2 separate regions of the Homo sapiens genome follow, and region 2 is linked to region 1. A link is an interaction called in ENCODE POLR2A ChIA-PET data of the cell type or tissue named here. Cell type or tissue: PC-3. All regions are shown on one strand. Links, peaks and the distances in the headings refer to the core of each region. The heading gives the core; the rest is flanking DNA.

What was found. Peaks named below come from ENCODE experiments on the same cell type or tissue, not always from the same donor. Only the 100,000 strongest peaks of a DNase experiment are listed, where the experiment ranks them.
Region 2: POLR2A ChIA-PET joins it to region 1 with 13 read pairs; 2 of 35 experiments call an interaction of 5 or more read pairs at or near these places.

Annotation. Positions count from the first base shown.
Region 1 is chr2:144,547,871-144,559,929 of GRCh38, forward strand. The region is part of intron 1 of LINC01412 (long intergenic non-protein coding RNA 1412); the gene reads left to right. Among named protein-coding and RNA genes, the nearest start is that of LINC02993, 29 kb to the left of the region's middle. In PC-3, for the core only: no CTCF peak of the experiment used is centred there; DNase peaks (open chromatin) are centred at 5,651 and 7,131; H3K27ac peaks cover 1,434 bases.
Region 2 is chr2:144,432,488-144,444,546 of GRCh38, forward strand. All of the region lies in intron 2 of ZEB2 (zinc finger E-box binding homeobox 2), which reads right to left. Among named protein-coding and RNA genes, the nearest start is that of ZEB2-AS1, 81 kb to the right of the region's middle. In PC-3, for the core only: no CTCF peak of the experiment used is centred there; no DNase peak of the experiment used is centred there; H3K27ac peaks cover 393 bases.

The DNA.
Region 1 (12,059 bases), core at 1,798-9,797:
TTCATTGTCTGTCATTTTCCTTTTAGCCTAACCTTGTTATTTCTGTTTATTGTATGTGATTTTATTACATAAACATATACAGATTTCCACTAATTGTTTAAACATCTTGCTTTAAAAATCTCTGCTTAAGCACTTTTATTTGTATCACTTTTTTTCTTGTCTTGATTTGGTTCTTAACTGTGATAAATTTCAATGGAATCTCCTCTAACTCTTTAAGAAATAACTCCTCATTTTTCTGTGTTAAGCAGTTTACCTTTTAGAAATTTAATCAGCATTCCTTTTGGCACTTTGTATTATCTTAAAAAGCAACATTAGTACCTTGGCTTTTCAGTCCTGAGAGCATTTGCTGAACCAGATGGTTTCAATATCGTCTATTATTTTTAATCATACATGGTTAAGTCTCAAGAACCAGTCTCTTGAGACTGTTGACTATTTAGGAAGCTAGAAGAGCAAGCACACATCTTTAGAAACAGGATGTACATTTAGTATCATTATTATCCTAACCAATATCTGAGTAATTGAGCCACCTTATTATCAGATTCAGGCTTTTCTAACAGTCTATTATCAGTTTCTTTTTCTGAACTTTTATGTCTACATTTGGGGAATTTAATGCTATTATAGACTCACTGGTCACTTTTGTAAACTATAATCTCCCATAGCAATAATTGTTTTTAATTCCAGGCATAGTACATACCAAGCATATTAACTTCTAAAATCTTTTTTTTTTTTTTTTTTTGAGCCAGGGTCTCACTCTGTCACCTAGCCTGACTAATTTTAAAAAATTTTGTAGAGATAGGGATCTCACTAAGTTGCCCAGCCTGGTCTGAACTCCTGGGCTCAAGCAATCCCCCTGCCTCAGCATCTCAAATTGCTGAGACTACAGGTGTGAGCCACTGCACTTGGCCAACTTCTAAAATCTTAATGACAAAACAAAAAGATTAGTATTATTATCTCCATTTTACAGATGGGAAAATAGGTTTCAAAAAGGTAAACTATATTTTTTTCCATTTCATGACCAATAAGAATGAGGCTTACATTCAAGTCTAGTCTCTGTCTATTTTGATCATTTCTAAGTCTGTCTGACTTAGAAACCCCCACTTCTAACCACTGTGCCATAGCACTTCCTGCTAACCCTGAATAAAGGTGTCTGTTATGTAAATCAACATATTCATTGACAATGGACTTCCTTTTTGTGTACTGCAATATGCATATATAAAAGCATTCAATATTAGCCTTGTCTGGTTTCTTTTTTATTTGAAAAATACCAACCCCCCCACATAATAATAGTTATAAAATTATATAAAATAAGAAGCCAAAAACTTTCCTGACCCTCCAAGGTCATACTTTAAAAGTTCTCCTAGGCATATCTAGATGTGACTCCATATACATTTTCTTTTTAATTTTTAAAGTCTTATCTTGAGGTTTATTACCAAAATTACTACACCTTATCACTTTCTGCTTGCATAGCGAACATAGAAAAATTTATTTTTCTGGAAAATACTGTGACGTATCTTCATGGTTTTTTACTTTTTTCCCTTTTTTAAAAAATAAGGATTTTGAGAACCAGAGTCTGCAAGCTGTGAAATGGTCAGGCAAATAGTTTGAAAATACTGACTCTCCACTTTTCACCTGATATTTGCCTATTGTTAGACTGCAGGAAGGGGGATTTAGTGAAATAAAATATTTAATATTTCATACTTTTTTTTTCCTATGTGGATGGTTGGAGATTCTTACAGATAATTTCTTCTTTTAGATCAGAAACTCCTGTTAAAAACAGACATTTAGCATAGGCTTTTCTAGGCTTCCGTCTTCTATTAAAAAGTAGGGGCATATTCATAATGAAAAAGTTGGGGAGATGAGAATGAAAGGGCTATAGGAAAGGGCATCATCATTAAAGAAGTTATAGGAACACTTTTTCAGCTCCTTTGAATCGACCAGAGTTGATCTTAGACAAAATTCCATGGAAGGCAGAGTTTACCTTCATTCTTGTCTTCACTGGGGCCACTGCCTTCTCTCCTTCGGGCTCCAACCGAAGCCTATAAATCTATTACATTTCTGTTTACATGGCAGGACCTTTGTTTTGATCTCTGCTGGACTGTAAGCTATGAGGGACCTTGTTTTTGTAACTATCCCAGTGCCTGATTAGTGCTTAAAAGACAGGTATGAGACGAAGACAAACACATTCATGAGTGATTGGATGACAATAATTACTGCTGTTTGGGGTCCTCAGAGTAAATAGTATGCAAATTTTCAATAGGGCATTAACATCAGTGTGAGAGGCAGAATGTACCACTGGATGGAGCACAGGTTTAGGGGTAATTTCTCTCCCAAACCCTCCACTTACTAGGAGTATGATCTTTCTTTGCCAAATTCTGAGGATTTTTTTTTTTTTGGTCTCAGTTGTTCCATCTGTGTTATGGGCATATTATCACTCATGGCCTTGTGCTACTGTCAAGGTTCAATGATAAGGCCGGGGCGCGGTGGCTTACACCTGTTATCCCAGCACTTTGGGAGGCCGAGTTGGGTGGATCACTTGAGGCCAGGAGTTCGAGATCAGCCTGTCCAAAATGGTGAAACCCCGTCTCTACTAAAATAATAATAATAATAATAATAATAATACAAAAATTAGCCTGATGTGGTAGTGCACACCTGTAGTCCCAGAACCTGAGAGGCGGAGGTTGCAATGAGCCAAGATTGCACAACTGCACTCCATCCTGGGCGACAGAGTGAGACTCCGTCTCAAAAACAAACAAACAAAAAGATTCAATGATAAAATGATGCAATGTGCTTAGCTCTGATCTTTAGACTACATAGACTATAGATAGCGATAGTAATACGATTACTACTACTATTAATGAGAATTCAGTAAATGCATAATTATTTGTGGAGCCTTGTTTGTGCCAGACCCCACTCCGGACATTAGTAATTCAGTAGAAGACAAAAACAGACAAAAATCCCTCCTCCCAAAAAGCTTACATTTGAATAAGACATGAAAAATGAATAAGCTAAATATAGAATATATTAGGAATGATAAGTGTGATGGAGATGCCTAAAGTGTAGAAAGAGGATAGTGAGGTGGAAGGGTCTGGAACTTTAGATCGGATGGCCAGGAAAATCCTCACTGAGAAGTGTGTAGAGGCTTGAACAAAGTGGGGGAGCAAGCTTTAGGAGGGAAGAGCAGTCCACAGGACAAGTCACCCTAACCACTTAATTATTAAAATCCTTCTCTGCTGAGGTCACCCTTTGGTAAGCATTCACATGGGACACACATAACTTTACGGTTTTTCCCATTCAGAAAGGCCTATCCTCTTACTCAAATTTCCTTGACACCAATTTTCCAGTCATGTTTCTTCCACATCCCTGACCATCCAGCAAAATCATTGTCTATGGCCCGTAAATTGGTATATCATTGTGGTCTGGCTGTATCTCCTTCTAAGCAAAATGCACAACCAGGTGCATTGTCTAAAGTTTTGCCCACTGGGAGAATTTCCCTTCACCACTGTTTTTCAGGGATGTTTTAGAGAGGGCTTGTGGTGCTGTAGTTGTCCACTTTTGTGTGGTGCCTGAATCTCATACAGAACCACCTGTAAACCAGCCCTGAGTCTTCTATTTTCTGGTAAACTGGTTTGTAGAGAATTCCCTGTGAGGTCACAGGTGCATGCTGGAAGAGAGAAGGTAGAATAGCAGCAGTGGGGGCCATGGACATTCGGGCCATTTCATGTTACTTACTTATGCTTCCAGGGCCTGCTCAGGCCTCATGATGTTGTGTGCCACTTCTATGTGATGATGGAGTGTTGTGGTGCATTCCCAACTTTATGGCTTGATGGCTCAGCTGAAACCCAGTTCGTGATGGGTAGCTCAGGTCTTCTGGTAACTTGATGGCCCAAGGTCTAGCATTCAGTTTCCTTTAAGGCCAAGGGCTCTCTCTCTCAAAGGAGAGTAGTTATCTGCAGATGATGGCAGGGCCTTGCTCCAAAATCCTAAAAGCTTGATCCTTGATTCCCCTATGGGGGTTTGCCAAAGGCTCAAACAGCATCTCTATCTGCCACTGACATTTTAAGTACCATTAGATCTTCCAGATCACATAGTCCAAGTGTCAGAGGAGCTTGAATGGCAGCCTAAATCTCTTGCAGAGCCTTCTCTTATTCTGGGTCTCACTCAACACTACCAGCTTTTCGGGTTACTCAGTAAATGGGCTAGAGTAATAACATACCCAAATGAGAAATCTATTGCCTCCAAAATCCAAATAGGCCCAATAAATGTTGTGCCTTTTTCTCGGTTGTAGTAGGGGCCAGATGCAACAACTTATTCTTTACCTTAGAAGGGATATCTTGGCATGCTCCCTACCACTGGATGCCTAGATATTTCATTAAGGGAGAATGTCCCTGATTTTTAATTGGATTTATTTCCCACCTTCTGAGATGCGAATGTCTTACCAGTAAGTAGTCGTTACTTTTCCCTCACTAGGTCCAGTCAGTGTAATACCATCAATATAGTGGATCAGTGTGCTATCTTGTAGAAGGGAAAGGCAATCAAGATCCCTGTAAACTAAATTCTGATATAGGGCTGGAGAGTTGATATACCAGAATAACATTTACTTAGCATTTGCTATATGCTGAACACTGTGCTAGTTCATGGGACATACAGTTAAATAAAAATGTAATCAGTACTAAGGAACTTGTACTATAGCTGGGAGAGTTCAGACTCTCTTGTGTAGTTCAGGGAAATACTCAAGGCAAATATGCTTGGTGCTCTGGAATTTGTATCAAGTAAGTGTCATCCATTACCTTAAAGGAAGGGTGGCGAGGCAGGAGGATCACTTGAGCCCAGCAGTTTGAGACCAGCCTGGGCAACGCTGGGAGATCTTGTCTCTATAAAAAATTAGCCTGACATGGTGTCATGTGCCTGTGGTCCCAGCTACTTGGGAGGCTGAGGTAGGACAATTGCTAGACCAGGTATTTGAGCCTTCAGTGAGCTATGATTGTGCCAGTGCACACATTCTAGCATGGGTGACAGAGTATAACTCTGAAAAAAAAAAAAGAAAGAAAAGAAAGAAGGAAAAAAAGAAAAAAGAAAAAAGAAAGAAAGGAAGAAAGAGAGAGAGAAAGAAAGAAAGGGAAAAGAAAGGAAGGAAGGAAGGAAAGTAAAGGAAGGAAGGAAGAAAGAAAGAAAAGTAGCCATATAGTTTATCATCCAAATTGGAAGACTTTTGAGCTGGAACAGAGGCATTATTAATTGCTTCAGGTAAAGAGACTCAAATCAAGACTGTCCCAGGCAAACTTGGACCCAAGGTCTTTCTATTCTGAGGTCCACTTCAATAGTAGTTTTGAATACAGGTGGTGAGAAAGGAGAATAACATGTCACCAACTTTTCAATTTTTTGATGAATTATTATGTTTTACCTATCAAAATATGTATTGCCTGAAAATTAGGAATAACATAAAGTCAAAATAAAGGAATATTAATCACAGGAGCAAGATGTTTGTATGTTTAATAAGTAGATGATTTGCCATACGTTATGTGAATGTGCGTCCATGAGTGTTCTTATGAAGAATGTTCTGTTCTGAGTCCCTGTTTGAGGAGCATGATTAAGTGAAATTTGACCTGACGTCTTATACAAAGCATAGAGAAAGCTCCCCATGTCTTTCTTTCCTTGGATGGTTTTATTTTGACTCATCATGTTTTGCTTCTTGGAAAGTGTTTGTTATTCTTACTAAGTGACTTAAGGGTTTTTAGACATCACTCATATTTGGACCAATGAGGCAAAAGCATGTGAAGGATTTACAGCTTGCATGCAAGTTTCATGTGCTGGAGGTACAGTATGTATAGACCCTACCTTTGGAAAGAGACTATTTTCTGCTGGTGAAACAGGCCTGAGGCTTTTTGGTCATTGCAGTGAGAGTGTTAGTGACTAAATACAGATGCATTTTAGTGCACTGTAATGTGATTTTAAAAATTGTTCTAACAATCAATTTACTGTTGTCATCACATCTCCTCTGATTTTCAAGTGCAAATGTAACACCATTGTTCTTATTAACAATTACAAAAAAGTTTTACCCCTTAAGTTTCCATTATAAGGGATGCATTCCTGAAGTCATGGTTACATTAAAATTCTTACTACAAATGAAGCCAGCTAAAAATGTTTACCAACTTGAATTGAGCTCATCATGTTTTGTTTGCTGAATAGTGTTTTGTGATTTTACCAACATAAGAATGAGTCTCCAAACTATTTTTAAAAGTAGAGCTTTTACTCTAAAGAAGTGCTTGCCTCATTTTCTTCGTGCTACTCCAAACAAGATGTTGTTTATTACTTTGAAACACTATATGTAAACCCCAGGAATATGTTAAATATGATTGAAGTCTTGGCTGTCTTTAACAAATTGAAGTTTCCAGAAATTTAGCTGTGTTTAAAAACCAAAGCCATGTTTTCAGGAAAGATTTCTATTTCCAAATATGTGGTTGCCCAAACCTTTTATGTTTTCATGTCAAATTCAGCTGCCAAATAACACACACTGTACCTTAGCTATAATAAAAAAAAAACACAAACCAACACATAGACTTCAGATTTTAAAAAGCACTGCAAGAACAACTATGATCATATTTCTTGAACTTATGCTATTCATATGCATATAAGCATGTTTTAGAGTAAGTTCTGTGAGGCATCGGTCACTTCCACTGGTACAAATTGACATGCACAGCACAAGATTGGCACTATGCAACAGCCGATCTGGGAAAATACAGGAATTCCTAGCCAGACCAAAATATGAGGTCAAGGAAGTTGCTTTTATAATAATAGTGGTTATCTGTTTAATGTGTGATCTGGCAGTGATATGATGTTGACCATAGGCAATTATGCATATTTCTAAACTGGTTGTATGCAAGCCTGGAGTAAGAGAAATCCCCCAGTTTGTGATAAAAGGCTATTTATTGCCCTTTTATTTCCTTCAAATGCTTTACTTAATCATTTATAAAAGACAAATTAGTAGTGAATACCAATTTCATTTTGTGTTTTATTCTGTATTCATTCCTACACGTTTGGGATATCTATTAATATGAGCTCTTAATAGTTTTGGCACAAGTTCAATGTCAACGAATGAATGATGTACACATTTTATAGTCTTCTTAAGGGATAATAATGTGGTTCAGTGACAGTGTGTCTTGATTTCTTTGGGGGCAGGGCACTCTGATATGAGTCATAAGGGATAAAGACTATTAGTTATTTTTCCCTCAGCTAGCGCAGTGATGCAAAATTTTTCTTCCATTATAGAACATTTTCTTAGAATATCAGGTTTAGTGTATAGATTAATGCTTAAGAAACTGGCTGATCACATGGGACTATCTTTTGCTTTATCCTTTCAATGTGACTGAAAATTTATATTCCATATTTTCATATCAATGACAATGTGATGACACGGCAAAGGAGTTATACTGGCTTGTTGCACACATCAAATGTAATATTCTTTTCTTTGCAGAAAAAATATGTTTATTTTGAACAAGAGAAAAGAACTTGAGCATTTCAAGTATCAGGAAAGCTATCTGGGAGAGAATAGTGACTGGCTGCTATTTACCTACTCTGAGGGCAGAACAAAAAGCAATGGGATTGGGTTGTAGTAAAATAGGCTTAAATTAGTCTTGCAGAAGCACATAAATAAAACACTACAATGGGTCACAATAGTTGCCCTTTTTGTTCCCAGGGACTGGGTCTACTGTACTCACCAGGATTCAACAATGGTCCCTGGCACAGACAGGTGCTCAACCAATATTAAATGCATAAAGTGAGAGACTGGATTAGGGAGATGCTTATAGAGGCAAAGCATGAGATCCCAATGTAAGGTATAGATTTTAAGGATTAATGGTGCCATTGCTTTAGAAATTCAGTGTCATCCACAAGGAAATTAGAATTGTAAATATTGAAAAATCTCCATGGAATTTTAAATTATATGCATATGCCGTAATTACTCCCACAATTTTCCAAATTTTCCAGACATTTCACCATTAAAGTGGTACAGTAGAAAGGATGGGAGTCTATAGCATTGGAAGTGGTGGACTAGGAGAGTTCTGGCCCCAGCATAATTCACTACTGGTGGGGATCCAGGGCTACTAGCTGCAGTAGTTGCCTTTGAGAAGCCTCTAAAGACTGAATATGAGATGTTAAGAGCTATGCATTGTATCTATTCTGAAGACTATTTCCTCTGAGTGCTTTGTGTGTGTGTGTGTGTGTGTCTGTGTGTGTGTGTGTGTGTGTGTGTGTATGTGTGAATGAAAGGGAATGTGGTCAGTTACATATTATTCCTCTAATGTCCAACTGGACCTCGAAAGGACTTTATTTAAAAGATGTAAAAAAAAAAATTCCAAACAAGCAGCCAAATGTAGCTACCAGGCATTGAGGAGTTTGGAGGGCTTAGAGAAAGTATCACTTCCATCCGCATGTGGCCCACTTGACAGAAGACTAGCCAGCACCAGATTTCAACCAGAGAAGACAAGGCAGTATTTCACAGTGCCCACCGCTGGGTTGGGTTTTTGGTGGCTCAGTCTCCAGAGACTTTTGGACCAGGTCTCTGGTGAAAATGATATGTGGGGCTGATGTGGGTGGGGCCATGTCATCATTAAGAAGAAAAGCACTCCAGAGTTTATAGGTTTCATGGACTTAGGAAAATATTTAAGACCTGATTATAATTATATTGGTTGCAAATGACAAAAACTACAAAACTCAGATTAACAAATATAAACAAATGCAATGTTGTGTCAGCTTCATTCATTGTCAAAAAGATTGCTCATAAAAATTGTCATTACATTTGAAAACAGTTCAAATGTGCATGTTGATTGCATAGAAATCACAGCTCATTGTAAATTTGGTGTATTACTTGAGGCCTAAGTATTTCAGAAACAAAAAATGGTTTTAAAAACAAAAATTCTTTCCAAAGTTTTTCAGCAAAATGATTGTGTTTAATATGTGATATGGGTGTATTTTAATGTTTGATATAATTGGTCTCCAGGAATAATGATGCCTGGAGAGCATTGAAATAGCCTTGAATCCAGGAAACTAAGTGGGAAGAGGTAAGAGATTAGGCATATTTTAAAGGGTGCTAAAAGAGCATTACACAGGTACCACACTACTTTAGCAAGTGAGGTATCCAATGAGCCCTTTACTTTCTTTGTTTCTTTTTCTTTTTTTGAGACAGTCTTGCTCTGTCACCCAGGCTGTAGTGCAGTGGCGTGATCATAGCTCACTGCACCCTTGAACTCCTGGACTCAAGGAATCCTTTCACCTCAGCGTCCCAAGTAGCTGGGACTATAGTTGTATACCTCTATGCCTGGTAATATTTTAATTTTTGTTTTATTTTACTTTTTTATTTCAATAGATTTTTGAGGAACAGGTGGTGTTTAGTTACATGAATAAGTTCTTTAGTGGTGATTTCTGAGATTTTGGTGCACCTATCACCTAAGCAATGTACACTGTACCCAATGTGTAGTCTTTTATCTCTTGCCACCCCCTCACCCTTTCCCCATAGTCCTCAAAGTCCAATATGTCATTCTTATGCCTTTGCATCCTTATAGCTTAGCTCCCACATATGAATGAGAACATACGATATTTGGTTTTCCATTCCTGAGTTACTTCACTTAGAATAATAGTTTCCAATTCCATCCAGGTTTCTGCAAATGCCATTATTTCATTCTTTTTTATGACTAAGTAGTATTCCATGGTGTGTGTGTGTGTGTGTGTGTGTGTGTGTGTGTGTGTGTGTATAAAAAACATTTTCTGTATCCTCTCATTGATTGATGCACATTTGGGCTGGTTCCATATTTTTGCAATTGCAAATGATGCTGCTAGAAACATGAGTGTGCGAGTATTTTTTTTGTGTAATGACTTCTTTTCCTCTGGGTAGATACCTAGTAGTAGGATTATTTTTTGTGGAGATGGGGTCTTGCTATGGTGCCTGGGCTAGTCTCACACTCCTGGCCCCAAGTGATCCTCCTGCCTTGGCCTCCCAAAGCCCTGGGATTACAGGCATAAGCACCACAACTGGCTCCCCTTTACTTTCAATCAAATTGTTTATGACGTGCAATCAGATAACTTTGAAGATGAAGAATTCCATTCTTAAATATGTAGTGCTTGTTAACCAATCTAGAAAAGGAAAAGGTAAGAATCCGACCTCAGGCAAATAATGCTGTGCAGTGCATCTTGTGATACGTGCTTTATGTAAAAATGCTTAAAATTGGTTTAATCTCTACAGTCACGACAACTGCTCATTGTTTTCAGTTGGCTACGTTTCTTTGGTGTAACAAGAACCAGTGAGTTGGGGAAGGGAGATGATAGTTCCAGTTTCAGTTAAAGAAATTGCAGGTGAAGAAGGCACAACCCTTTCTGGAACAGTTATTTCTTAGCATGCTCTGAACTTCGCTTGATGATGTGAAATGACTATTTTAAATTGTATTTTATTCCTTATACATAAACACATTGTTTGTACATCAACAGGTAAGGGTTCACTGGTGGTTCTATTTTAGCCTACACTTAGTTATGGTTTTAGTATTCTAGAAGGACTATATTTGTAATTTGGTGAGTCCTTCCATGCAAGACATTAAATGTTATTAATTAATATAGTTGTCTAGTATTTAGATAGAATAAATTGCTCATTTTTATTTCATTATCTTGTATTTTTAACATGTTTCTAACTGTGACAGACACTCAGGTACAATTATTATGTGTAATAACTTTAAGGTCCATTTTATCAATGTGCACACTTTTTGGAGATAATACTTCTAGAATGTTTGTAGCTTTCACATCTTACTCTTATTTTTGCTGTCATAAAACACTATGAAGTGTTTGTTTTAGGTATTAGTTTCCTTCTTGATAGACGAAGCAACTGGAAGGCATGGACTATTGAAATGAAGAGCAAGGTCACGGTCTTTAGTTAATCTCTAAAGAAGGGCTGCTCTCCCAATTTCCAGAAAAACTTTCCTATGGCCTTTTATGAAAAAACGGCAGGATCAGCTGGGCGTGGTGGCTCATGCTTCTAATCCCAGCACTTTGGGAGGCCATGGTTGACGGATCACGAGGTCAGGAGATCGAGACCATCCTGGCTAACACGGTGAAAACTCATCTCTACTAAAAACACAAAAACAGCCGGACATGGTGGTGGCCACCTGTAGTCCCAGCTACTCAGGAAGCTGAGGCAGGAGAATTGCTTGAACCAGGGAGGTGGAGGTTGCAGTGAGCCAAGATTGCACCACTGCACTCCAGCCTGGGCGACAGAGCGAGACTCCGTCAAAAATAATAATAATAAAATTTAAAAAAAAAGCAGGATCTCCTTAATCCTTAATTACTTCTCCAGCTCTCTTCTACCTCCTCAAGTTGTCCCAATTAAGAACATCTTCAGGTAAAGGCTCCATTAGGAAAGGGCCACTTGTGTCTTGTCTACCTGTGTATCCCCAGCATGTAACCTTAATACTTACTAAAGTATTTATGGACTCAGTAAATGAGTGAATAAGTGAACGAGTGTAAAGTCTTGTAGCAGAGGTTTGTTTGTGGTCACTGGGGCTCTTTGCTGAGCTTGAGTGGTGGAGCCCCTATCTGACACACTGCACTGTCACCATCTTTGAGCACACTGTTGTTGAAGTGGCTCTCCTGGCCTCACCTTGCCTACTTTGCCCACTTCATCACTTTCCTCAGGTCAATTTGATATTTGGGTTTGGTGCAGGAGCTACTGGTTTTGATCTGTTCCTCCTTGGCATTAGGGGAGATTAGGAAGAGTGAATCCAAACAGGATTGGACAAAGTAAGTGGAAAGAGGCTCAATGACTCATAAACTGAGATGGGTTGGTGGTGTTCTAGTGAAGGTGTTAAGGAGGTTAGCTTAGTGTTGTGTTTGTGTGAGACTTCCACACCGTGTCTATGTTGTTTCAGCATCCTTCCCATTCAACACAGTTCTCTTCCTTCCCGTTCCTGGAGACAACTAGCATGCTGTTCTCCAAGAAGTGCCATTGCTGAATTCTGCCCCAGGGCAAGGCTGCTGCACTAATGAACGGTACAATAAACAGCCCTACACAATGTGTTGTTCTG
Region 2 (12,059 bases), core at 2,068-10,067, 120 kb before region 1:
CTCATTCTGCTCTTTCTGGTTGACCATCTGACAATCAAAATTAAATGCACTGAGATGGACTTTGCACTTCCTGATCCCTACCCCATGCCCCGACTTCTAAATCCCAGGATTTTCCTTTAAAATGTTCCCTCACGTCTAGTCAGTGGATTTGCCTAGTACAAGTACTGTGGAAATTTTCACCATAAAATATTCTTACTCTAGAATGGCCAATACTTGATGGGTTTAGCCGCACTTACATTATGAAATAAAAATAAGCTCATTTTCCCATTTGGACCTGTTTTGATGTTTGCCCACCATCATCACCACTGGCAGAAGAGATCTTAATAATGTAGCTTTGTCTCTGCAAAGAAGAGATTCAATTTTGTATAATAACCAACGTATACTGGTTTTAAATGAGGTTCATTGGGCAGAATATATTAGGCCAGTGTCTGTTTTTGAACTTATGATATATATCTTTTTATTCAGCATTTAAAAGCCTGGAAGTTCCCATATAACGTAGCAAAGTTCTATTCAGTCCTTACAGGTCAAATAAGCCACCCTTTGCATGAGTCTCAGCAAAATTTTAGACATGTATTGGAGCTACATGGCTGGCACAAAAACAGACAGTTACTTCAAAACCACAAAGAAGTGGGAGCCCAAAGAATTCCTTTCTGCAATTCAATAAACAAGAGGAAAGATGTACTGTTTGCTGGCTCAAAATAGACACTAATTTTACATCTGTCTCTGAGGCATAGCAAAAAGCCAACTAAAGAGCAGTAATAAATGTCCAAAAACAGCATCAGTATCCAAAACTCTCACAGTAGTCTTCAGAGGAATTAATTACAATTCTGTGTAACAGTTGCATTGGCAAAATGCACCTATAATTATATACAGGTACTGTACTGTATTACAGGGAAATTTGCCATGTGATACTATGTTTACATGATAATTGATGGATAAGATAAAACTATTTGCATATGAAGGGCATAAGAATTACTGGCATGGCTCACCATTTTATGTGGAATCATATTAAAGTTTCATTTTCTCTAAAACTGTATGTATAATATGGGGTTACCAAAGGGCATAAAGCTGATACTTAAATTTGCTTTATAGCAAATGGGCCTGGAAAGATATATCTGCATATGCATTACTAAAAGCCTATATTTAAAAGGCTTTATAGTTTATCTATAATAAGCATTATTTTCACTTCACCAGATTACATTATATTAAATCCTCTCTACTCTTCCTTCCAAGTAAACAATACTCTAAATTATATCACTATGCCAATTAATTTTACAGTCATATGCAAAACAAATAATGGTTTCTCTTCCTTGCCTATACATATAACTTTTATTTTCAGATTTTTGTGTTCTGGTGACATGTAATAGAATAGTAGCAAAATTTGACATTTTTATAACGTCCATACCTGCTGGAAAATTTCAGCATTTGCAAAAATGGCCTATCATAGCATTTAAACATTGCTGATAATTAGCTTGACATTTGAAATAGCAGAACTGTTGTTTTGAAGATGCCCTATACAATGTTACCTTACTAACCCCTTTTCCTACTTATATGCTTTCTCTACATTATTCTGTCAGTTACAGTACAAATAAGATATCAGTTGCTAATGTATTAACATACAGAAGAACTGATGTGAAGGGGCAATACTTCGTCTTCACCAGAAGCAGAAACTCTATTGATGTAAAGGAAAATTACATATGCAGCTTATAGACAGCTAATTGTTAATAAGGCAGCCAATAATGATTTCCTATAACTCTACTCAAGCGTGCCAATAAATCGTTCAATGCCATCATCAAACATTTATTAAATACCCACAATGTGGCAAATCCAGAAGATAGAAGGAAGTGCCATTCTCACCTCAGGAAGCTTACAATTTATTTGGAGAAATATAATCACAAAATTGTAGTTCCAGAAGGACACTTGAAGTCAACTCTTTGACAAAGGAGGTAATACAGGCACAGTGAGGTCAAATGGCTTGTCAAAGGCCGTACAGCTAGTTGGTAGCAAAGCCGGTACCAGAAAGCATGTCTTTAGGTGTACAACAGCCAAACAAAAACATACATGATAATACAAATTCCCAGTGCAGAATGCAATCTAAGTTTAAACCCCACATGACCAGAGTAAGGGATGGAAATCCCTGGGACTTTTTGGGATTTTCATGCCACAAAAATGGAGATTGTTGCTTAATTTTAAATTGTTTTGATGATTGTTACTTTCATGGATCCCCTTAATTTGAGTTATAGAAGCCTACCAATTTGATCAATTACCAGAATCTAACAATACACCCATGTTTCCTGCAATAGTTTGGAAACAATAGAGATAAAGAGGCAGTTCACAGAATTATGAGCTTGAAGACTTGCCTTGTCCCAGAACCAACGTGTAACCAGCTGTGTGGCCTTGGCCTATCATCCAAGGAAGCTTGGTAGAAATGAGTAAAAATCATGATAATGGTTCCCTGTTTATGAGGTTGTCATAGGAGCCTACAAAGTTGTATGTGCAATGGCACTGTGTGATGTATAAAACAGTAACATGGAAATGCAAGGTGATGTAACTGGTATAATCACTGAAATACCATTGTTTCAGTGTCTGTTGTCTTTTCTCTGGTGCTGCAATGTGTGGTGGCTACGAGGAAAAAGGAAGATTTGAACTTGTGCCAGTCACAATTTTTGTGTTGGCCCTTCACTTAGAAATTTATTTGCAAATGCTTCCTCAAGTAGGAAGGCCATGATGAGAGAGACCATGCCTAATCCTTCAGCTTAGACGTGACACAGACATGTAACTTCATTTTAAAAATGTCTCTGCTGGTAATATGACTTCAAATTTAAAATAAGTCCTTTTGGCCAGGTATGGTGGCTCACACCTGTAATCCCAACACTTTGGGAGGCCAAGCAGGGAGAATTTCTTGAGGTCAGGAGTTTGTGATCAGCCTGGGCAAGACCCCATCTCTACAAGAAATAAAAAATCAGTCAGGTATGGTGTTGCATGCCAATAGTCCCAGTCACTCAGGAGGTTGAGGTAGGAGGATTGTTTGAGTTTGGGAGGTCGAGGCTGTAGTGAGCTATGATCACACCACTGCACTCCAGCCTGGGCAACAGAATGAGACCCTGTCTTTAAAAAAAAAAAAAAAAAAGAAGTGTTTTGGAATTTTATGAATCATTTGGTTTCCTAAATCTCTTATGCTTACATGCTTAGAGATCATTTATGTTTGAGCCAGTGGATTAAAGGCCTTGTGGGCCTGCTTTCTTACAACGTCTTTACATGTGGCAAGTGTCGGGAAGACCTTCTAAGACTTTTCTCCTGAACCTTAGCCTTTATTCCTCCTTGTCTTCCCCACAAAATTTCAATTTCCAAGTATGTGCTACTGAGGAGAGGATGCAGCTATTTTTCAATAATTTTTGTCCAGTGACTCTTGCCCATCCGGGGGGATTTATCATTGACTTTTTTTTTTTTTTTAAATCACAGTTACCTTGTTACCTCCGTGCTTGGGTGGGTAAAGATCATAGGACTAAATGCAAGGTTCAATTTCTTATTTAATAATGGAGGCCTAGTGACAAATACGTATTACAAGGCAAAGACAAACTCAAACAGAGATTTTCTTCTGAATTTGAACATCTGTCACTGAAATGCATGAATCTTGATTTCTCCATTTAAAAATGGGAATAACTTTATTACTTGGGGATGCAAGATGAATGAATTAATGCCAGTTAGAAGGGACCATGCCAATTTGAAATATTCAGATGGAATGTGCTATCCAATACAAAATATTGTTATAAATAATTATTGTTAACATACTATAGTCAGCCTTTATACAAACTAGCTTGGCCACTTTAATTTTTTATCCCAGGAACATTCGAAGGCATTAAACCTGCATTATAAATTAATGAGTTGTAAAATGTCAGCTGATAAAACAAAAGCAGTTCTCAGTATAGGGATAAAAATGTTTCCATTTCAGATTAGCTATGTAAAAAAATACGCATATTAAATAAAATGAGAGCAGAATTTCTGCAATGCCATGGTTGCAGTGGAGAGAGGCCAGTTCTGAGGCTCCTCCAACTTCCTGGTTACAGGAGCATCTTGGGAAGATGGCAGCCACTCATTCCCTCTGGAAATATTAGCAGGTTCCCTGGTACCTGGGAGAGGTTTTCAAATTTCAGTATGCTGGTGATTTTCAAAAAGGTTCAAATTTCCATACATTTGTTGAGGTTCTGGATAGGCTCCAACATGCAGGTAATAACATCTTAGATATGTAATTTTCCCCTCCAAACCTCTTCCTTAATATCAAAAATATAAACATAATGGCAAATAAGAATAAAAGCAAGGACCCTCCCTTTGTCAAGCTATCCTAAAAACAGATATTGGTCGAAGAATTTGTAACAGTAAATTCACTTTCTTTCAAGAAGACACGGTATTTCTAGGTCACAGTGTTCTCAGTGAAATTTATGATTTCCCAAAGACTTGACATCTGTTTATTTTTTTACAAAAGTAAACATATTCGGGTTTTCCTGTATATCTAGGACTCATAATGGTTTTGATTACCTTACTTAACTCCTACCAAAGGAAACTAGTCATTGTATTGATGTTTCAAACATACAGGCCCCTGACCGCTCCTTTCATTTAGTGAGTTTTTGTAGTTATTTCTATCCTTTAGAAATTTTTTCAGCTTCACTTTCTGTCAACATCTATAATATGCTTACAATCCAAGGACATAATACTTAGCTATATTCCAGAACACAAGTCAATAATGCCCTTTGATGGCTAAAAAGTCTAACAGCACCTTCATCAGCAAGCCTAGCATGATGGCATGCTGAGGGAAGACCCCCAAAACAACTGCTATACACAAATAATTTCATATATATTGTACATCTACTGCCAATAATTCCACAGACTTTCATAAATACATCAAGTGACTATATGTCTTCCAACAATATGTCAAAAGGAAAAAAAGATTTTAGAAGACTCTCTCTAATTATTGGAATCCACGATCATTCAACAACTTGCTCTATACAAACCATCAGAAGGAAAGTATTAAGGGGCTTTACAGAAAAAATATGCTCACTATCATGCCTGAAGGATATTCAAGAGGAATGTGAAAATAACTGTAATTTATTTAGGACCTGGAAGTATGAAAAAATAAGCTTCTGAGCCATCAAAATTGTTTTGGTATTTTTTTTTATCTGACATGAGGGCAGACCTTGTCTAGCTTTAAGTTTTATAGTAATAAGACCTTGGAAATAAAACCTTGAATAAACGGAATATAAAGAAAGGGGAAATGTGTCCTTGTGTAAATAGATATTGTGTCTATCACCTTCCTCTGAAAAGGTTACACAACTTTCAAAGCCCATAAAAGGTGTAAAGTCAGTAACTGCCAGAGTACGTTGGAATGTGCTGTAAAAAATAAACACGAAATAGAAAAACTATAAAAATTTTCTCTGATTGTTTTAGTTGCCCCACCCTAAACCTTGTCTGTAACTGTACATTTTTCTAAGATACAGATATAACTGAAATACACTTTTAGCTATTGTAGTCCCACGAAATTAAACCACCTCCCCTCAAAAACCTTAGCATGAACCCATACCTTCATCTGAAGTAGCAACAGCTTGTCTCTTAAAGAAATATTTTTCTTGCAAAAGGCATTCCATGCTTCCATGAAAAAGGAGACTGGAGTTCTAGCCTATCCATAAAAATAATTGCTTTCAAATATTTGTCCATCCAACAGACCTATTTGGTGACTTTCTTGGTTTTCTGCAGTTTACTGAAGTCAATAATAATTCTTGAGTCTAAGGAATGTTACATGGAGGTACCGTAATGCTTCTACTCCATCAGCTGAAATAATGGGAAAGAACAGCTCTTCCAGAGGAAAACAATTACCTTCAAGGTAGCAAGAGGTGTGGCTCATCTTAATAGATCTTAGTGGATGGGGAGAAGTGAAATCATTGAGGGGGAAATAGAGTCATAGGTCTTTAGAAGAGATGTGGCTCGAAGTAGGGGGGCTGGAGATCTGCTTGTGGTAGAGGTTTCATCAGTAGCTTTCTCCTGATCGCTGTGGCTTAAAGTATGGGTCGTTACAAACTTGATCACATGCAAAAAATTCTAATCTCAGTCAATCTTGCCTCTTACCCCAAAGAAATGCCTGAAAGGGGATCATGCAATGGAGTCCAATTCTTCATACTGCCCTGACCAGATTTATCTTTGAAATCTCAGTTTTAAGCTACATCTAATACCTGAGAAAGGCATGTAAAGTTCACTTCCCTACCCAAAGGATTTCTCTTAAGGCTTAGCAGTAGATTCAGGTCTATTGGGCTAATGACATTATTTACTGTGTAGTATGTTTAAAACTGCAGCCACCCTACTCACATAGCAACACCCTGACTAGGACCCTGTTTTCAAAACAGCATCATTGCACCTCACAATTGACAAAACCAGACAACGGTGAAAGGGACAGTGACATGGCAGACACAAAAGCTCAACACATTATGGCCACTCTAAACAGAGTACAAAAGGAAGGGAGTCAGTGATGTGTAAACCAAACAATGTGAGGGGAAAAATATTGAATAATTTCTGTCATGAGGCACTGACTACAGCCAGGCTCTAATTGAATTAAACTCCCATTTATTTGCTCAGGCCTAAACAACAGGCTGGGAGGAAGAAAAAAAAAAAAAAAAAAAAACTTAAGGTTTGCTCAACTGTTCTGAGGTACCACCTTTCCTCACCCCTGTATAAATCCACCATCTGTGCTCACAAGCACACATGTTCCCTCTCTCAACAAATGCATGGAGACCCTACCAGGCACAGAAGCCAAAAAAGCACAAGGCACACAAAAGCTCCCCAGGCTGCCCCAGGTCTAAAGGAGCAAAAGGGGTAGAAAAGATCTTTTGCTCATTGCCCAGGTGAGACGGCCTGGTGCGTCCTCTCAGCCTCGACACGCGTCAAGTAAAAGAAAGGTTAAAATTAGAAAATTCAATTTATTTGATAATTTCCCAGAATAATTAGAGTTAATATGGGTTAATTAATATGCAAATCTCTCAGCAGATGTTCTGCAGCAGGGCCTGTGTGAGAAAACAGCCTTTGCTTTCTCCTACGTGATTTTGGCTGTCAGTTATTGGGTATAATTACTGTAACTAACCGAATACACACAAAACCTTTGGAATATAAAATTGTTACAGTTCTAGCTCTGCACAAGCTGCTACTTTTCTGCAATAAAAGCGAACAATTTCTTTCAGAAAATAGGAGCCTTTTTGTTCCTTTCTTGATTTAAAAAGAAGAAATGAATCAAGTAAATGGCTTATCTTTTTCTATGCATAATTAGGTCAGTATTATATGAACATTCCAATGAGCAGTGGTACAAACGTACATATAAAATGATAGCTCAAACCACCTGCAAAATCACATAAAATTGTTTTATTCAGAATCTTTTTTTTCCTTCCCCACCAGAACTTTGAAATGCTGAATGTCTTTCTTTCCAACATTGCCAACATTTTCTAAATTCAAAAGGATCCTACAACTTTATTAATTTTTTTTCTCTTCAAAGACACAAAAGAATAAAGTGGCTAAATGTTTTTAAAGGTACATAAAAGGGTGGACTCTTTTGTAAAAGAACTTGTGTGGAGTTTTAAACTTTTAAAAATGCTTGCACTTTGAATGGCTATTTATTTACATGTTTGGGCTGTTCACCAGCCTATGAAATGCACAAAGGTTCAGGGAGGCTGGAACTCAGACTCATGAGAGATAGGCTGCTTTGCATATGTCAAACTCATGAATACTTCTAAATGTTGTAATCATTTACTTAAGAGACGCTTGGTATATTTCTATACTTTGTACAATTGATCATTTTATTGAAACTGCTTTATCCTCATGTATTTGTAAACTTCTAAAGGTATACTCAAAGGCAGTGGAGAAATTTTAGGCCTGCTCTATACATTTACATTATTTGTTAAATACTTAAATCCATTTTATGGAATTATCCCCGACCAATTGTTCAACCTCAGTACCCAAAAGCAGTATATATATATATATATATATATATATATATTTTTTTTTTTTTTTTTTTTTTTTTTTAACTAGTGGTTAACTTTTGTAAAGTCCAGTAATCACCAAGCATCTATGAAATAAAATTATTCATCCCATTTTTTGGCCAGAACAATTGAGTCACACGCATGGTGTGCCTTGTCCAAATTTTCTACTTTAGTACAGGGAGGGGCAGGAGTGGGTGGCTGGGGGGACCCTTTACCCTTTAAATTTTTAGTTGACTAATTTAGTGTCAAGTCTCATTTTACAAAAGGATCCTGAGGCTTATATTGGTGGTGTAAATTGCCAACAAGGTCAATGAACTAGAGAAAATAATGTCACGATTCAGAGTAAGAGAAAGAAAAATGGATGGATTGATGTCTTAACCTTCAGAATGTTCAAATAATTGGGGGTTGGATGACATGGCATATGGTTAAGTCTTCTTGCAGCTGATGTCACCCAGACTTTCCCCTTTTTTTGCCACCCAAACTGCATGTAAACAAACAGTCCAACAACAAGTGTCCTCAAGCAGGGCGCTCCATGCTTGGAGCAATCTAGTTTGCCGCCACCAGACACGGCTCTGCTTGGACACCACAGCGCCTAACTCCAGACTTGCCCCTAAAGTCGTTCAATGATCACCCTCTTTTCCTTCCTTCTCTTCCTTTAGCTGCACGAGAGAGAGAGAGAGAGAGAGAGAGAGAGAGAGAGAGAGAGAGAACCTCATGCCTCCCTAGTATGCTTCAACTGCTTCTCCCCATGCCTCAATTCCCCTTCCCTGCCGCCTTCTGTCATTTTCAGGTAGTGGAATTTGCTGACCCTGGCCGCTTGGCGGCCTAAGCCTGGACGTGGCAAAAGTCAGATAGTCACAGTGCACTATTGAGTTCATCTGTGTCACAAAAGGGCTTTTGCTTTAGATCTCTAGTTTGGTTCAGTAATTTCCATGGACTTCCTTCCTTCACTGAAAAGAGAGGCCAAATCATATGCTTCTTCCTCATTTTACCTCAAGGAACAGGTTACACAAGTTAAACAATCACACCAGCATTAATTTTCTAAAAAAAAAAAAAAAAAAGGAGTAAATTTTCACTTTCTGAGGTGGCAAGGAAAATTCCTCAAACAAAGAGACCACTCTTTTACTGTAAACAAATGTACTTACAATTTTTTTACTCCCTAATTCTTTGGGAAATAATTTTTTAAGTCCTTCCTAAGTGTTTTAGACTAAGCCACCTTTTTCTCTGTTAGCTTCTTTTTACTCATCAAGATTATCTGTTGGCAGACAGCTGCATGATCTATGACCCACACCCTAAAAAAAGGGAGCAGTTTGAAAGTGACTATAAATTTTATTCATTCTCTGGCCAAAGTTATCTTATGAAGTATTGATAACACATTATCTTACAGAGCAGAATAATACTGCACAAAATGATACTAAGAGGTTTAAGACTCCTGCCTTACTGAAAGTTATTATTCAGAAGTTTACATAGTCTGCAAACACTTATCAGAAGCCCTGGGCAGAAAGAACAGAACCTCCGTTTCATTAAGATACAGTGGAATGTTAGAGGTTTAGGACAGATAAAGGCCAATTCTCAAAAGTTCAAAATCTTCCTTGATGATAAACAACGACATAAATTAAAATGAATGTCTCTTGGAGGTGAAGACCTGAATATGGGTATTCATACATGACTATAAAGTTTTACCAAGACCTGCCTTTCTCAATTTATTATGGTGGAAAATCACAGAATCACTGTACAAATCACTTTTGTATTGAGCCCAAAGAGGTCACACTGTTGCATATATGCTCTTTTAGTGAAGAAATTCCTGATACAAGCAATATCAAAATATTCAGTTAAATTATTTAAAAAATTTAGTTTCATATCATCAGAACTACCCAGAATCTATATAAGTTCATGAATATGCTTTACATAATGTAACTCACTAACATAGGAAAAGAAAGCTATGTACTGTTAGGCTCACTCAATTTTCAAGCCAAGGAACATATTTATTGTTAAGACTTATAAGAATAAGAAATCACTCTTCCCTTATTCTTCAAATATTTTTTGCAAAATAAATTAATCAATACCTACAGGAACACCTAATTTACTATTTTTGAAAGAGGTAAAATAAAGATTTAAGTGATGAGTTTATTCAAAATTTCAAATTGCCTGACAAGTTAAGATATAGTAAACATATATTTTATGAAGACATCTTGATTTTTTTTGGTGAATAATTTACCTTTCCTTACAAAGCATGTATATTTTAATAGAAAGACACTTTAGGTATATTTTTCTCAATACTATTTTTGAACTTACAACACTGATATCAGTTTAAGTTTTTTTAAAAAATCTGCACTCGCCTTTTTTCTGCACATACATTGCGTGGCACAGAAAGCATTTTGGAGTATTGTAACATAGTTGCACTTAGAAATAATGGCAAAATTCTCATGTGCTGTCCCATTTTTACTGGACTTTTCAAAGAGTAAAATTTCATTATTTTTCAATGATATTTAATTTTCACATGACACTTTCTGAAATGTTAATGCAGTCCCTTATCAATGTAGATATTTTTCAAGGCCTGTGTTTTTATTCAAACTTAGATCCTTGGGGAAAAGTAGGCTAATGACAATAGGGAAATAAATATTACAGTTTCAAAAAATAGATCATTGAAATAAGAGTTAAAAAAGTATTTTAAAGAATATAATTTAAAAATAAATCTTAAGAGAAAGAATTATCTTAAAGGGAAGATATATGGCATTTCAAAATGTTTAGAAATGTTTTTAGCTAAAGAATCCACAAAGTTTTTTAGCTAAAGGGCCATATGCCCTATTTTAATAAAAAGGAATCCATAAAAAATAAATTACTTTCACTAAGTATATGCAAATTCCAATGTAAGCAATCAGTGCAAAATTAATTTTGCCAGAACTGATTAAAAGCATTAATAAATCTATATGCAGTATTGCTTCAATCTGATACTGTAAATTTATTATACTTCCTGTAAGATTAATTATAATGCTACAATAACATATTACGATGCCAGAACATATTACTGTACATTCTGTTAATAACAGTTAAGCGTAACCTGAGTTGTAATTATGGACTGTAACAAAGTAATTTGATAGTGATTGTTTTCTTTAACTGTTAATGTTAGATGGGAAATAAAATGTGTATGTGCTTGTGTTCATTATATTTTTCTCTTTAATACAATACCTAATTAAAATCATGAAACACCACAGTATTTGTTCTCACAGATTCCTTTCACTTTTCGCTCCCCACCAAAACTGTCAGGCTGCCTGAGATAAGGGAAGGTTAAAAACAAAGTTATTCAAGGTTGTTGTGCATTCTTGTCCTGAACGAAAGCAAGCTTTCTTGAAAATGTATTTAAAAAAAAAAAAACAGTTTGTACTGTTCAGGACTCATCATTTGAGGTCTTCAGATGACATAGCAATTTTTCCATGTTATTCACACATCCCACAAATAAGTAACAAAATGCTTGAGAGATCATGGTGACAGCAGCCATTCCAGGTAGCAAAACAAAGACGCTGAAAATCCTTTATGAAGAGCAAAAGAGGCCAAACAGAAACTTTTCTTTTTGGTAGCTTCATCCAAACTTTCTATTGTCTTTGCACTCTAACATTCTGACTGCATCTACCACAATACTAAGCTCATCTGATCTGATAGTCGTAGAAACATAAGACTTTGATGACATCTATAACTTATGGTCCTTTCCATTTTGTTGTCCTTTTTCGAAAGCTGAAGCAGCTACGTATGCACATAACTTTAAGAACACAAAATCTGAGGCCCTTTAGAATACTATACACAAACTTCGAGTGGCAAACAGGTTTCTGGAGAAGTACCAAAAGAAATTATTCAAGTTAAGCTTTTTTTGGATATATTCCTGATTAAGCCTGAACACAATGAAAAAAACAGTGTGAAGCACAATTCTGAATGGCATCTGTGCTTGGAGCTTCAGAGGACTGCTGACTGTCATAAAACTCTGTGTGTCACCAGCTGGGGGTCGGGGATTTAAAGATGTCAGGGGGACCTGGCCTCTCAGATGGGATAAAG